2 separate regions of the Homo sapiens genome follow, and region 2 is linked to region 1. A link is an interaction called in ENCODE POLR2A ChIA-PET data of the cell type or tissue named here. Cell type or tissue: CD4-positive, alpha-beta T cell. All regions are shown on one strand.

Region 1 (5,000 bases):
TGCCAAATGTACATGAAGGTATGAGGATGGATGCAGCTTTGTATTTACATTCGATATATAATGTTGGGTTAGAGATTAGCTAATTTTTCCAAGGTACAGCCTGTACAGAGCCAGAATTCAAATTCATTCTTTACTGCAATTTCTGTCCCACCTCTATGTTGCTCTATCACTTTGTAATAATTACCTGCCTCAAGTGAGACAGGTAGGCCTTATTCCTGGAAAAGGCCATATTCTACATTATTTGAATGTCTGCTTGTGCAAATGTATGCATATTATCAAAAACCTCTTGGTGTGATGGCCACCACTATGACAATTAATATACTTACTAATATACTTATGACAATTAATATAACATTTTCAATAGTACAGCTACTGAAAATATTCTGTGGTGTAGCGATTCAACTGAAATGGAATGAGTAAAGAACATGATAGACTATAATCTATAAAATCAGAGTTAGTTGTTAGTTTCAAAATAACAATGAAAACACGTGTTACTGAGCAAAATCAGCTGGGATTTCCAAAACTCTCACTAGTGTTATAGTTTTTTGTCTGGAAGTTCTAAACTGTCCTCTCATTTAAACATCAAAGTTTAAATATATAATACCTATTTTTGGAGGAGGCAAATCTATTACTTAAAAAAAGATACCATTTCTTCACTTATAAAGGAACATTTCCCCTAATGCCATTAATAATTAACATTTTTGTAATATCTAATATCTGGAGGTATAACCAGTAAACTATTTGATACATGGAATATTATGCAATTTGTCTTTTGAAAACAGTAATCAACAGAGGCGTTTAATATATATGAGACTTTTTATAGATTCTTTACATAGAAAAATATACACAATTCCTCAACATACATATGCCATATAATATGAGAAAAAAAAATTAATCTTGGGATCCCAAAATCACTAAGTAACGGAAAAGTCAAGCTGGGAACTATGTCACTAAACTTGCCTCCCATTTTATTCCTAAATAAGATACGTACAAAGATAAGAAGCTACATACGTTCCTCACAACGTGCCCACAAGGAAATTCCTTGTGGACAAAGGACAGACCCAACTCAAAGTTATCCCTGTGAGGCGCACAAGAGACAACTGCATATCTGATTGCTTCCTCTGCCTTATTATTTATTTATGTAAAAATACAGAGTTACTAGCCGGACTAAATTCTGTATTCAGTAGGAGGCTGATCAAGGACTCAAAAGCATGCAAACTCTTGTCTCTTATCTACATTTTTTTTTTTTTTTTTTTTTTTGAGACGGAGTTTTGCTCTTGTTGCCCAGGCTGGAATGCAATGGTGCCATCTCGGCTCACCGCAACCTCCGCCTCTTGGGTTCAAGCGATTCGCCTGCCTCAGTCTTCAGAGTAGCTGAGATTACAGGCATGCGCCACCATGCTCTGTTAATTTTGTATTTTTAGTAGAGACGGGGTTTTTCCATGTTGGTGACGCTGGTCTGAAACTCCCAACGTTAGGTCATCTGCCCGCCTCGGCCTCCCAAAGTGCTGGGATTACTGGCGTAAACCACAGCGCCCGACCTGTCTCTTATCTATTTCTAACATGGAAGCCCCCGCTTCGAGCTGTCCCTCTTACCTGACCGAACCAATCATGTTTCCCTAAAACGTACAAAAGCAAGCTGTGCCCTGACCACCTTGGGCAAATGTATCATGGGTAAGTCTTGCAAAATAAACTTTTTAAATTGACTAAGACCTCTCTCAGATATTTGGGGTTCAGAAATAAATTCTTTTACCTATTATTTATAATTTTGGTTACAATTGAGAAAGTAAGAAAAAAGTGGTGTTTTTTTCTTTTCTAAGGGTTACTGCATCTTGAAAGTGTGATGAAGGTCTTAATTATTGTTCTTATAATTCCTGTCCACAGAAGCTCCTACTCTTACTGAGACCTCACGGAATTATCATTATCACAATAGAAATAAACATTTTGGGTTTGTGGAGTAACTTTTTTTTTTTTTTTTTTTTTTGCTCATCGTTTGTTGTTTAGATAATATCATGAACTGATAAATGCAGTTGCCACGTTGATTCCCTAGGGCCTGGCTTACCGACTGAGGTCATAAGATATTATGCCTTCTCTTTAGACTTGGTCAGTGGAGAGGAAATGGGCAAAGAACCAGCCTATGGAGGTGACAAGGCCTTAGGGCCAAAAGTCTTGAGGGTGAAGGTTTAGGGCCTGCGCAGCTTCCCTGCCATGCCCCGCAAGGTCTCGCATTCGCAAGGCTTGTGACAGTGGGAGCCTCATTACGGACTCTCCTAAAGTCCATGGTGTCCTCTTTTCGCATTTGCGCCCCGTGGGTGATGCCCGATGCCGCCCTTCCCATCGCTCTCTTCCCCTTCAAGCGTATCGCAACTGCAAAAACACCCAGCACAGACACTCCATTTTCTATCTTAATGCATTTAACTAGCACAACCTACAGGTTGTTCCATCCCAGAGACTACCCTTTTCTCCATAGACGTGACCATCAACCAACCAGCGGTCAGAATCAGTCAGCCTCTGTCATGTTCCTAGGTCCTTGGCGAACTGGCTGGGCGGGGTCCCAGCAGCCTAGGAGTACAGTGGAGCAATGCCTGACGTAAGTCAACAAAGATCACGTGAGACGAATCAGTCGCCTAGATTGGCTACAACTAAGTGGTTGGGAGCGGGGAGGTCGCGGCGGCTGCGTGGGGTTCGCCCGTGACACAATTACAACTTTGTGCTGGTGCTGGCAAAGTTTGTGATTTTAAGAAATTCTGCTGTGCTCTCCAGCACTGCGAGCTTCTGCCTTCCCTGTAGTTTCCCAGATGTGATCCAGGTAGCCGAGTTCCGCTGCCCGTGCTTCGGTAGCTTAAGTCTTTGCCTCAGCTTTTTTCCTTGCAGCCGCTGAGGAGGCGATAAAATTGGCGTCACAGTCTCAAGCAGCGATTGAAGGCGTCTTTTCAACTACTCGATTAAGGTTGGGTATCGTCGTGGGACTTGGAAATTTGTTGTTTCCATGAAATCCTGCGCAGTGTCGCTCACTACCGCCGCTGTTGCCTTCGGTGATGAGGCAAAGAAAATGGCGGAAGGAAAAGCGAGCCGCGAGAGTGAAGAGGAGTCTGTTAGCCTGACAGTCGAGGAAAGGGAGGCGCTTGGTGGCATGGACAGGTACGCACCTCCATCACCCGCCTGGTTGGCTGGCGATACTCTCCGGGAAGGCCTGGACGCAGCTTGCCCACGTTGATGACGGGGTCATCCTCAGCTTGGCACTCACCAATCTGTCGCTGTCGCTCTTGGACTCGGGAAGGAGCAAGTCACTGGCTTTCTCAGACCATTAACAAGCTCTGTGTCTCTCTCTCTACAGCCGTCTCTTCGGGTTCGTGAGGCTTCATGAAGATGGCGCCAGAACGAAGACCCTACTAGGCAAGGTAAAAGCAACCAGACGCAAAGTCTTTGGTCCGCACTTTGCTCTACCAAGGCCCCGCGTTCCTTACCGCCCAGCCAGTATTTATTTTGGCTCTGCTCCATGGCCAAGGGGTCGGAAAAGTGTTTCTTGCCTTTGCTGTCCCCGTACTCTGGAATACTTCGCCCCTTGCTCCAGACTCCCTTCTACTCTGAGGAAAAAAAAAATCGGACGCTTTGGGACCGGGCTAAACCGGGTCTACACCACATGCCTGTTACTTTAGGGCCTTTTGTTCCTGAATTTTAGCGTCACAAATAGTGAATGTGTACAGTTTTCAAAATTCATAACTTCCTGCTTCTTCCCCTCGCCTTTTGGTATTTGGCTCTTGGTGTCTAATTTTAAACATTTTTTTGCCTTTTTAAAAAAAATATCCCTGGTGTCCTAAGTGTAAGTAGCAAGTAAGTTACAGCGGTGAAGAGTTTGCAGTAGATATTTGACCTATAAACTGATGCGTGTATGTTTAGCCTGAAGTTTAGTGATTTGTTGACTTTTTTAGGATGCACAGTGCTGCAAATGTGATTTCATGAATGTGTGTGCTTTTTCCATTCAGGAACCTTGTTTCTTAGGTGTCATGCTCACAGTGGGAAGAATTTGTTGTTTGTGTGAAAAGTTGGCACTGTCGTTTAGTTAATGGCTGCTCCTATCAGCCAAGATGGCGGGTAAAAAGGGGGAGGAGCAATAAAGGGGGAAGCTTGGGAAGAGGGTGGAGGTATTAACCCGGAAACCTTAGCAAGGAATAGACCGTAAAGAGCGCTGACGTAGCTTCATGTTGCTTATTAAAAATTATTATTATTTAAAAGTAGAATTCTTGCGTTATCTCCAACATTGACAGCAGCATTTTTAAACCTATATGTGCTTATTAATTGCAGCATGTTTAGTTACTCCCACGTGAATTGTTGCGTAACTTGGCCCTGGAATATTCCTGTGTGTATCGTTTTTTACCCTCTCACCAAAATCTTGTTAAAGTATTTGTATGTTGTCAATTGGTCCCGTGAAATAAGAACGGTACAACAATCGCGCCATCTTTTAGATGCTGAAGCCAGTAGTTAAGAATTTCAGTTTATTATTGTATTTGACAAGGAAATACTAATTATTTTCTCAGGATGAACATTTTACTTACCAAGACGTTTTACTTTGTAGTTTAATTCAGTACAGACGCTGAGTTCTTTTACCTATAATCTCCTTTGTATGTTTGTTTTGGGGGCAAATACTGATCAGAAAACTAAAATGTAATATATATATGTATGTATAATGTGTATATATATAGTTAGTAAATCCACTTTATTTGACTGATAAATGAAACATGAGTTAAACTTTGATTATGCAAGTGAAAATAGCTTTATGAAAAACATGTTATAGTATCAATGATACGATTTAAGCAACAGTGACTCGATCTGCCTTAATGTTTAAAATAGTTATGATAATGAAATAAAAGTAATTTGATGTTTTCTGGGATAATGTGGGAAAATACTGGTTGAGAACTTTAAATCTTCATATGCTGGAGTTAGGATAAATTCTCAGTGGGTTGTGGTTAACATTTTAGTTTGGAATGAACTTTTCAGAT
Region 2 (5,000 bases), 270 kb before region 1:
TGAGACAGAGTTTCGCTCTTTCACCCAGGCTGGAGTAGAGAAGTGGCGCAATCTCAGCTTACTGCAACCTCCACTTCCTCAGCTTCTGGAGTAGCTAGAATTATAGGTGCCTGCCACCACACCCAGCAAATTTTTTTGTATTTTTAGTAGAGACAAAGTTTCACCATGTTGGCCATGCTGGACTTGAACTCCTGACCTCTGGTGATCCACCTACCTCGGCCTCCCAAAGTGCTAGGATTACAGGCATGAGCCAGCGTGCCTGGCCCATCTTCCTTCTAATTATTACAAAAAAAAAAAAAAAAAAAAAAAAAAAAAAAAAAAAAGCCAAGCGATGGGGAACAGGGAAGCTTGGGGTTTTGTAAAGAGAGTGTGTTGCTGTCTTTTCAGATCTTAAGAAAGCTTAATCCCTGCCATTTAGATAAATCAATTTAAGCATTACCAGGTTAGGGTTAAAGCTTGAAGAATGGCCTTGCAATTGATGACAAACACAGCACTTATTAAGTCCTAACTAATTTGCAGCTTATGTCACCCCCAGCTAATTAAAATGTAATTGGGATTCTCCAGCAATGTGCATTCTGTCAGCAGTTTTTCTTCCGAAGAGAAATCATGCCTTTCTCGGGGAAATGGCTTCATCTAAGCTGCTGCTTTAGCCACTGAAACTGTAAAACAAATAAATAACAGCACTGACAATTTAATTGAAAAAAAAAAAAAAAAAAAAAAGCCTATTCCCCGGGAATAGGCTGCTCTGTTTTGTTTTCTGCAATAGTGTGGCATCTTCTCAGGAGAGCGACTTTCATGGTAGGGCACAGAGGGTTGGAAACAAGGTGACTGGGGACGGGCTCTCTCCTGGCTCTATCCAGGATGTCTGGGTAATTTCACCACAGAAGTGAGCACTGGGTCTTCCATTCCCTGAAGACTCAGGAGGAGTGCAGAGTGTGCCCATTTCTCTGACTCCCCGGAGACGCTCCTTCTATTATTTAGAACAAACACAACGGGCACACTCGAGCACGCGCCAGCTTTGCCAGCAGGTTTAAGATCGTCCCCAAGGGCTACGGGGAACCACTTCCACACTCCACCCTTATAATATCGCCTCCTCTGGCAGCTTAATTTCCAGGGCCCTCACTTGACCCCCTCCCCTCCCCGGCAGGAGAGGCCCCGAGATTAAGAGCCAAGGGTTTGCTTTCCAGTTCCCGCCCAGCCAGGAAGCCAGCCTTCCTAACAAGCACCTACCTCTCCTTTTGGTCCCCCCAGAATTTCCCTGAGGCGAGACGGTGGAAACTTGGAACAGGTGGGCACCTACAGACAGAGGTAAGAATGACAGGAGAGGTGAAAAATATACGCAGGGTTTCAGAACTCGCGTGCTCGACAGGGCTGGGAGAGGCAGCAGCTGTACTCTGCACCCCCTGAGTCCGAAACCTGCCATAGTGTGCCCACCCGCACCCAGAGCCTCCGCGCAGGCCCCGCGGGGGTCCATGCCACGGGGCAGGGTCCGGGCAACCCTCAGGAGCCAAGCGCGCGGTTCCCGTAGACTCCCACACACGCGACCAAGCGCACACACACACTCCTCTACTCGCCGGCTAAAAGAACCTAAGTATGGGGTTTGGGGGACAGTGACCTTGGAGCCTGTCTCTGGCGTATCCAAACACCGTCCTGCCAAATCCCCTGTCCCCGGCACTTCTCTGACGCTCTACGCTAGTGTACAAGACCTTGAATCTTTAGGGACTCCGAAATGAGGCGCGCGGAGCCACCTGCACCCTCCAACACGCGCATACACGCACCCTGGAACACGACTTGGCACAAGTGCCGTGGCTGGGGAATCCACGGGTGGGTAGCGAGCTCTCGGCCCGCGGATGGTGAAAAATCATCGTTCAAAAGAGAAAAAGTGTCGGCCTGCGGGCACCTGCGGAGCTGGGGCTCGTGGCAAGGTCCCCGGGCGCAGCTGGGCGCAGCGGGGTGCGCCTCCCGGACTCTCTCCCAGTGCTCCTGAGCACCTGGGACTTTGCGGGAGTCGACACCCGCCTGGAATCTCGGGCACTCAATTCCCGGGAAACAGCTACATCCACACACCCACCCTCGGCATTCACGACTCTCCCTCCCCAGGAAAATCGCCTTTGGTTTCCTGCTGGGAAGGACAAGACTGGGGCAGGACGCCTCGGGCTTCTTTTTCGTATCGGGAGCCGGGAGGAGGCTGGAAAACACGATTTAAGCACCCCGACTGTAAGATCCACGCCCAGGAGAAGCCAGGTCAGCTCGCTGCGCTGGCCGAAAACTTTTCGCGCCTAGGCTGGTCGGCGCGCGCCCGGGTGCACTCTCGCGCCCGGGTGCACTCCCGCCGCGGCCGCAGCACCAGAAAGAACCCGGGGCGGGCGGGAGTCTCCACTAACCTGGAAGTGCTGGAAGAAGGCAGAGATGCGTATGATTGGCAAGCTTAGGCACCTGGAGGCGCAGCGGGCGCGCAGGACGCTCCCGGCAGACAGCGACTCGTCCAGCAGCTGAGCAGCAGCTGCTCCGGGGCCGGCCGCCAGGCAGCCCTCCGAGGCCTCCAGCCAGAGGCAGAGGGTCAGGACCGCGCCGGGCACCTCGGGCACCATGGCTGCCGATCGGATGCGAGGGCGCCGGGCGCTGGCCGATGCTCCATGCTCCTCGCCGGGGCCGCACTCTGGGGACCCAGCAGCCGCAACGACCACGCCGGAAAGTTTGATACTTCAAATCCAGCCAGGCCTTCCCAGCCAACCTCCCTCCTTGCTTGCCCTCCAGGGGTGGCATGAGAAGGACAGGCGGCCGCGCCATTGGCTGGAAGGCGTGTGACAGGAGGGGCGGACGCAGGGCCCGTGGGCGGGTCTCTGGGAATGAGACCCCGGACACTCAGCTGAAGGGTGATGTCGGAAGACCCCACGCAGTCGCCTCCCCGTCCGCACCAACCGCTTCCTGCCCCTCCTACCTCCCCTCTCCGTCCAGGTGTGAGCAGGCCCACGCCTGCCAGCAGGGGTGCTCTCTTTAGCAGGACCAAAGAGGCCTCAGGACCGCCAGGGGCGTCCTACCTTCCTTTAGTTCCACACGCTTTGTTTCCTAAGGCGTCTGTTTTTCTTTTCTTTTCTTTTTTTTTTTTTTTTTACACTGTGTCTCGCTCTATCGCCAGGCTGCAGTTTAGTGCGGCGACCTCGGCTCACTGCAACCTCCGCCTCCCGGATTCAAGCGATTCTCCTGCCTCAGACTCCCGAGTAGCTGGGACTACAGGTGCCCGCCACCACTCCTGTATTTTTGTATTTTTAGTAGAGACGGGTTTCACCATGTTGGCCAGGATTGTCTCGATCTCCTAACCTCGTGATTTGCCCGCCTGGGCCTCCCAAAGTGCTGGGACTACAAGCATGAGCCACCACGCCCAGCCAGGCGTTTGTTTTTCTAATAAGCTTTGCACGCCCACAGTGAGTGATTTATTCAAAATAGACTTGCGTCTTAACCTCTTTCTTTCCCCATGATTTGCCCCGAGCCTCTTGACTCAGCCTTTTTAGCTTTGGAATGGCTGCTCCGGCCTCTCTTGTCTTTTCCAGTGCTCTTTTAGCACACGAGTTCTCCCTCCCCAGCCAGGATCCTGCCACAGAAAGACAGGAGGCATTGATAACACACAACCTGTAACAAAGCTCTACACTCTCCTCAGCCGCATCAGGAAGTGACAGTCCCCTTGCAGGTAGGAAAACCCAGAGAAAAAAGACCCAGGCACACTGCAATTCGAAAGGACAACTGACTGCTGTTCCTTTGCTCTGACATCTCCACCGTCTCCTACCCAATTGCACTTTCACCTTCGAAAAGAGGATCTCCATAAGCACCCAGCTAAGCACAGTCAGGCTATCTAGATGCACTCCCTCTACTCAAAGCTACATCAGAAGGCTCGAATCCTCTTTGCTCAAAGGCTGTACAGTTGTTTTGCAATTTTCCACCCTTTCCCCTATTCTTATACACAGGTTCCACTCTGCAATTTTGATATCTGCCTGTTAACAAATTGGAATGACAGCCATCTGCAGCTATCCTATTATGAGTGTTTTTCAAGTACATCATTTTACATGTGTATTTCTTCACATAGCTTAAACCAGCAAGGCCAATCGAATCAACTGGCATTGATGTGTTTCTTAGCGAATTAGAAAATCAGGGTCATCTTGTTCACAAGGTTCTACAGGCAGAGCCAGTTTCAGGGGCATGCAAGCTGTACAGTGGTACAGTCACACTCTTAGAAGGGCTGTTCTGCCATCACCGGCTGAAATTCTTTATAATGTTTGAACAAGTTTCCCTGAATTTTCATTTTGCATGAAGTCTCACAAATTATGTAGCTAGCCCTATCTGTAGGTTTTAGCCATGACAATCCTTTACTTCAGGGGTCCCCAGTCCCCAAGCCTCAGACCAGTACATGTCAGTGGCCTGTTAGGAACCGAGACACAGCAGGAAGTAAGTGGCAGTCCAGGGAACATTACTGCTCTTCCTCAGGTCAGATCAGTGGCGGCATTAAATTCTATAGCAGCTCCAACCTTACAGTGAACTATGCATGCAAGATATCTAGGTAGCATACTCCTTATAAGAATCAAATGCTGATCTGAGTGTAACAATTTTATCCTTATACCATCACCTGCTACCTCCAGGTCCACGGAAAAATTGTCTTCCATGAAACCGGTCCATGGTGCCAAAAAGGTTGGGGACCACTGCTTTACTTGGGCTGGAAACCTAGTAATTTTGGGCTAAGCTTACATGAGTTCAGTTATTTGTTTTAAAATTGCTCAGAATTGCAAATGGAAATCTTTTTTACATATGTTAATTAATATTAATGAAGAGTAAAGAAGCTAACTATAGTGACCCCAAGTAGGCATGTGTCAATACATAATGATGTCTGAATACACAGATTGTCTTCTAAATGTTGTCACTTTCATTTGTGAATTACTAAAAACATTTCCAAAAGCTGTAGGGGATTGTTTCCTAGTGTTTCTTTGGAGTTTTAAAGTAAAGCAAATACG

Evidence for each region. ChIA-PET counts read pairs that join two places held together with the same protein. Peaks named below come from ENCODE experiments on the same cell type or tissue, not always from the same donor. Only the 100,000 strongest peaks of a DNase experiment are listed, where the experiment ranks them.
Region 2: POLR2A ChIA-PET joins it to region 1 with 18 read pairs; 2 of 35 experiments call an interaction of 5 or more read pairs at or near these places.

Annotation. Positions count from the first base shown.
Region 1 is chrY:13,477,655-13,482,654 of GRCh38, reverse strand. It overlaps UTY (ubiquitously transcribed tetratricopeptide repeat containing, Y-linked), which reads left to right and starts at 2,622. Exons shown (of 30, transcript NM_001258249.2): 1 at 2,622-3,141; 2 at 3,338-3,401. The coding sequence starts at 2,990. It overlaps MIR12120 (microRNA 12120), which reads right to left and starts at 3,478; the gene lies at 3,389-3,478. In CD4-positive, alpha-beta T cell, no CTCF peak of the experiment used is centred here; DNase peaks (open chromatin) are centred at 2,594, 3,094 and 4,104; H3K4me3 peaks cover 3,042 bases; H3K27ac peaks cover 2,806 bases.
Region 2 is chrY:13,749,390-13,754,389 of GRCh38, reverse strand. It overlaps the pseudogene ANOS2P. Among named protein-coding and RNA genes, the nearest start is that of TMSB4Y, 48 kb to the right of the region's middle. In CD4-positive, alpha-beta T cell, CTCF peaks have their summits at 2,834 and 3,034; a DNase peak (open chromatin) is centred at 2,969; H3K4me3 peaks cover 2,385 bases; H3K27ac peaks cover 424 bases.